2 separate regions of the Homo sapiens genome follow, and region 2 is linked to region 1. The links are chromatin loops, found by intact Hi-C in ENCODE. Cell type or tissue: heart right ventricle. All regions are shown on one strand. Each heading gives the region's core, and the rest is flanking DNA. Links, peaks and the distances in the headings are about the cores only. Region 1 overlaps CACHD1 (cache domain containing 1). Region 2 holds the start of LOC124904195 (a long non-coding RNA gene).

Evidence for each region. Peaks named below come from ENCODE experiments on the same cell type or tissue, not always from the same donor. Only the 100,000 strongest peaks of a DNase experiment are listed, where the experiment ranks them.
Region 2: it touches region 1 in a loop (2.3-fold over the local background); 7 of 110 quality-filtered maps call a loop at or near these places.

The regions. Positions count from the first base shown.
Region 1 is chr1:64,674,091-64,676,954 of GRCh38, reverse strand. It overlaps CACHD1 (cache domain containing 1), which reads right to left. Exons shown (of 27, transcript NM_020925.4): 20 at 1,394-1,554; 21 at 972-1,058; 22 at 1-60. Among named protein-coding and RNA genes, the nearest start is that of RAVER2, 70 kb to the left of the region's middle. In heart right ventricle, for the core only: CTCF peaks have their summits at 799 and 1,006 (motif pointing right); no DNase peak of the experiment used is centred there.
Region 2 is chr1:64,551,761-64,554,687 of GRCh38, reverse strand. The region is part of intron 2 of CACHD1 (cache domain containing 1); the gene reads right to left. It overlaps LOC124904195 (a long non-coding RNA gene), which reads right to left and starts at 1,934. Exons shown (of 2, transcript XR_007066150.1): 1 at 1-1,934. In heart right ventricle, for the core only: a CTCF peak has its summit at 1,213; no DNase peak of the experiment used is centred there.

The DNA of each region.
Region 1 (2,864 bases), core at 1-2,500:
AGGCCAGGGTCAATAGCTGTGTATGTCACCGGCTCCTGGTGGACCTCGCAGCTGGGGTTTCTGTGCAGGAGGTAAGTCTGGAGGTTAAGACGACCACCGCCCACATTCCAAACTCATGCTCCTGGTCCTTAACAGCAGTCAGACAGATTTGGGTTTGAATCCTGGCTTTGCCACTTAGTGTGTAACCTTGTATCAATCACTTAACAACTCTGAGCTTCAATTTACTTATCTTTATATACAGTAGAAGTAATACAAATAACCTAGGCAACATGATGAAACCTCATCTCTACGAAAAGTACTACTACAGCAACAAAATTTAGACAGGCTTGGGAATCACATGCCTGCAGTCCCAGCTACGAGGGAGGTAGAAAGGTGGGAGGATTGCTTGAGCTTTGGAGGTAGAGGTTGCAGTGAGCCATGATCGCGCCACTGCACTCCATCCTGAGCAACAGAGTGAGACCATGTCTCAACAAACAATTATACACACACAATACAAACACACATGACACTCTTAATTTCTAGAGAAGGGGTTTATTACAATTTATTTTCCTGGTGTTAAAATCTGTCACTGATATAAATAATGCTGTAGAACACATCATACGTGTGTAAAAAACACTTGCATATTTATCACAGGGTTAATTAGAACACTAAGTGACTTAATGTGCATAACGTACTCAACACATGGTAGACACTTAGTAAATGCTTGAAACATTCTCACATTTTTTTGTATGTAGCACATACACTCTTAATACTTTTACAGCAGTTAAATTTAAACCTTGAAACAGGCATCATTTTATGGCACTACGGAGCTTGAATTCTGGCTCACTGAACAGTTAGTTCTATCATTAGAATGAATCATCTTTATACGCCCTAACTCAAAACAAATCTATAAGAGACTCACAGTATTACATATGTATTATTATTATTATTATTATTATTATTATTATTATTATTATTATTAATTATTTTACCGGTTCTCTGCATTGGTGAGGTTGCCAGTGCACTCATTGACCTCTAGAGGGCACTCACAAGGACATTCACATTCATTTTGTTCCATTCTGAAAAGCAAAAAGAAAGTTACTATGCAGAAGGTCAATGGCAAACTGTAAGTTGTACATGTGCTGGGGAAGCAAAATAATGAAGCTCTGAGCTAGTTTAAAAGAATAGTAAAAAAGAAGTTACAGCCAAAGGTTAAATACATAAATGGCCTTAATCCATTGTTCTTTGGACAAGGATGCTGCAAACGGCACAGCTCTAAGTGGCTTTGTAACTGTGACTTTTCTTCAGGACACACACCAGCACTTTCTGTTTATTTTGCACTTCAAAATGCCTGACATCAGTTGAAATATTAAACAGTGTGGTGAACACAGAATATGACCCATTGCATTTTTACCGGTGACAGTTGAGACAGAGTCGGTCCACCATGCTGCAGGCACAGAAGGCAAGAGAGTCGCAGGTTTCGTTGACAATGCCAACAAACGCGTTGGTTCCTGGGATCCTTGCTAATCTGTATTTGGAACAGTGGCTGCCATGCACAAGGTTCGTCAAATCCCCCTACAGAACAATCAAGGTATCAGAAATGACAGACAGCAATGCAAAGACTCAGCCCTACCTTGGTGAAAACAACTCTTCAACTACCTACGAAAAATAGCTTAAAATAAAATGTTTCTGATTACAAAAGTCACTGTTAAAAAATATATAGTCACTGTTAAAAATTTAGAAAATAAAAATTATTCATAATCAGAGATATCTCCCATTGAACAGCTGTGTATATATTATGAATTCTTTTATCTGTGCTTATACAAATGTAACTTTTATAACTGTTATTAAAATCTGTTTTTTCTTAACACATAACAATATACCAGGAAAATGAATACTTCAAGAAGCAATAAAAGACAATTTTCAGGGAAGGAATAGTTTAAAATTTATTCACATGCAAACCTAGTTAACCACAAATTGTGCATTCCCCTTTCTTTGGGTGATGAACCTTTTTCCTTTTATAATAATAAAATTATTTAAAAATCAAACCTAACAGGCAAATTTCTGCTTCTAGAATATTTAAATAATCCAACTAAAACAAGTATCCCTTTTCTTCATTCCATAACAAGAAAATGTGATAGCAAGTTTCTTGAATTGCCAATTTTGTTTATCATATTAGAAAATCAAAGATTCCAAAGTGGTATTGTAGAGTTGCATGTAATCATTTTTCTGCATGTGTGTCAGATACACTAGGCAAATTATTTCACCTCAAGCTTGTTTCATGCCATTCACCCTGTATATATGCTTGGTGAGGATTAGCTTAGTTCTGAGAATCATAGCACTCAATGGGTTTTTAGAGGTCTACATGAATTTCTAACTGTCTGGAAGACACCCACCTCTAGAACATAAGCAGTAACATAGGCTTGGAGTCCTGACAGCCCCAATACCCAGGAATGCTCTAATTCCATTTGGGGATAACTTGGGCCAATAAATTATTCGAATTTGCCTTTTGAGAAGTATCTACCTGAGTATCCTGGCATTGTGTGCTGAAGACTCCAGAAATCATTGCATAAATAATAGAAGATACACAGAATAAGTCAGACTTTCCTATGACAACCTTACTTGGCAGTCTCATTTGTCAATGTCTCCTTTAAAAACAGTGCTTCTCAAAATGGTATGGGGTCTGAACAGGGTAATAATGACTTCCCTTGCTTTGAACACACCATTCTATTAACATATTCATGTTTTAAACTACTCTTTTCCACCAGATAATTGCTTTCTGCAATAGAGTTTTTGAGACTCAGTTTAGGATTTTTAATTTAACCCAGTACATTTTAAAAATTAATTACATACTTAATGACTGACATAAATGCCTATTCTAAATA
Region 2 (2,927 bases), core at 259-2,758, 120 kb after region 1:
ACAAGGAGCATTCATAGATATTTGACAAAACAAAACCACAAAAATTTACTATAAGCATGCAAAAAGGTGTTTCAACTTCATTAGTAATCAGAGCGAGGCAAATGAAACTCGCCTGATACCATTTCAGACACCCCACATTTGGCAAAGGATTAAAAATCAGACAATATCAGATATTAAAGGAGATGCAGATAAGCAAGTGACCCATGACAGCCACTGTGGAAGCAGTCTGGCATTATTCAGTCATGTTGAACACTGACACCCAGCACTTCTACTCTAGAGAAGTGATTCTCCACCTGAGCTGAATAGTGTCACCTGCCCCACTATTTAGGGCAGTGGTGTGTGGAGACACACATACAACACACAGTTCTACCATCATTAAGTTGGCAGGAGGCCAAGGATAATAAAATTCCTGCAATTAAGGGAATTATTCCTTCTGTACTATGTACGGAGGTATGAACAAAAATCAAAACATTAGAATAAAATTTTAAAAATTAGCCAGATTTAGTGGTGTACATGTAGTCCCAACTACTCGGGAGGCTGAGGCAGGAGGATTGCTTGAGCTCAGGAGTTTGAGGCTGCAATGGGCAATGATCGTGCCACTGCACTCCAGCCTGGGCAACAGAGCGAGAACCTGTCTCTTAAAAAACAAAACAACAACAAAATTAGAAACAGCCCAAACAATGTCAGCTATAAAATGGATACATAAATTGCATATAATGGAATACCACAGAAATGGAAATAAATGACCCTTAATTACAGATGTCAACATGGGTGCTTCTAATGAATATGAAGCTGAGTGAAACTAGCAAGATATGTGAATATAAACATATGCTTAAAATTTATATAAAGAACAAAAATAGCCAAACACAAAATTAATTTGGGGATAAGTACATATAAAACAAATCAAAACAAAAAAATGCAAGGGAATTGCTAACAAAAAATTAGGATAAGGCTACCTCTGAGAGGGAGAGAGGAAGATATTCTCTTTGGAAGGTCATACAAGGGCCTTCTAAGTTTGGTAATGCTTCATTTCTTTAGCTGGGTAGTAAGTTAAGATGTTCATTTTAATATATTTATTTATATGTATGTTTTACACGTCTCCATATATTTGATAAATTTCACAACTGTTTTAAAAGCCAGCTTAATTACCTACTAGCTGGGATCCGTGGCCTTTCTGAACATTGCTAATAACAATACTGCCACCTACCTCATGGAGTTGTTCTGAAGTTCAAAGGACATAGAAGTGTGAGTGATTGTGATGGCGGATATTTTACAGAATAGGAAACATACGAGGTAAACATGTCCCTAAAGATTTCATTCTGGGTACTGTCCAGGACCACAGAGTCTAGAATGTCTAAGCAGTTATTTAAGTCAAGAAGGTACTGAAGTGTCTGTGTTCTCATTGTAGAATGAGAAATCCCGTGTTCAATTCAACCCATGGGAGAACCATCATAATGAAGTGATAGCAAATTTTTCAATAAATGCGTAAATATGAGCTTTTATTGTTATGTTGTTGTAATAATGACCACAGTACTGAAAGGATCTGGAAATCATGTCACAGAAGAAGAAATTATTTAAGACCTGTTTATACTAAAATTTAGGCTAAATGATAATAACAACGACACAACTGTCCTCATTTTTGGGATAAACAACAGACACAGATCTATTTGTTAAGTGTTCTTCCAGAGGATGGAGTGGAGAGACTGGAGGAATTTAAAAGTCAGTACCCTTCTGGTTCAAATAAAAAAGAACTTTTTGACAATCAGTAATAAGACACACAGAATAGATTGTACGATAATTCCCTTGCACTTGAATTATTCAGATAAAGACAGTTTAGCAGAGACTCCTGTATCTGATGAAAACATGTATTTTAAAAATAAACTATGTTAAATTAAAAATACAGATAATAGGCTGGGCACAGTGGCCCATGCCTGTAATCCCAGCACTTTGGAAGGCCATGGCAGGAGGATTGTTTGCGCTGAGGAGTTTGAGACCAGCCTGGGCAACATGGCAAGACCTCATCTTTACTAAAAACAACAACAAAAAATCAGCCGGGCATGTGGGCATGTGCCTGTAGTCCAAGTTACTTGAGAGGCTGAGATGGGAGGATCACTTGATCAAGCCTGGAAGATAAAGGATGCAGTGAGCTATGATCCCACCACTGCACTCCAGCATGGGCGACAGAGCAAGATCCTGTCTCAAAAAAAAAAAAAAAACAAAACAAAATAAAAGTACAAATAATAAAACTTTCTGTCATATTTATTTCAAAAGCTAGCTGTCCTGCTTGATATCCATCAACTACAAATAACTTATTTTACCTCTTGGAGCCCCAATTTCCTCATCTGTAATAAGATATCTTTCCTTCAAGGTTATTTGGTAAAAATCAATGTGATATACATGGAAGTTGCCTAGCCCTGATGTTCCATAAGTGCTCAGTCAGCAGGTATAATTTCTAAAATTATTGTTAAAGGCTTCTAAACTTGTTCCTAGCTAGATAAATAAAAAATGACATCAGTGCAAAGGGGGTGGGGGGAAAAAACTTTCACATTTGACAACAGCCTAAGTAAGAACTTGTATCTGTTACTTGAAGGAAAGTGGCAAAACTGATATCCCTGGATCAGTTTCTTTAAAATGTTATCAAATGGCCTCTGGTCTCCCAGAAAGTTTCCTTGAACATGCTTCGTTCAGAAATCTTCGCCCACAAAAAATCTCTTAAATTTCACGACCATAAAGAACTTTCTAGTTTGCTGAAATAAAAATAAGACAGGAATTATGAAGATAAGACTTAGCACAGCAAACTACATCCTATTTACTACAATAAATAAATACTCAGGCCATCAGCTTTTAAAAATATCTAAAGCTAAGAAAAAGAACATACATATACATGACTATTTATATCCTCTATATTTAACCTGCAGAAACTCAAT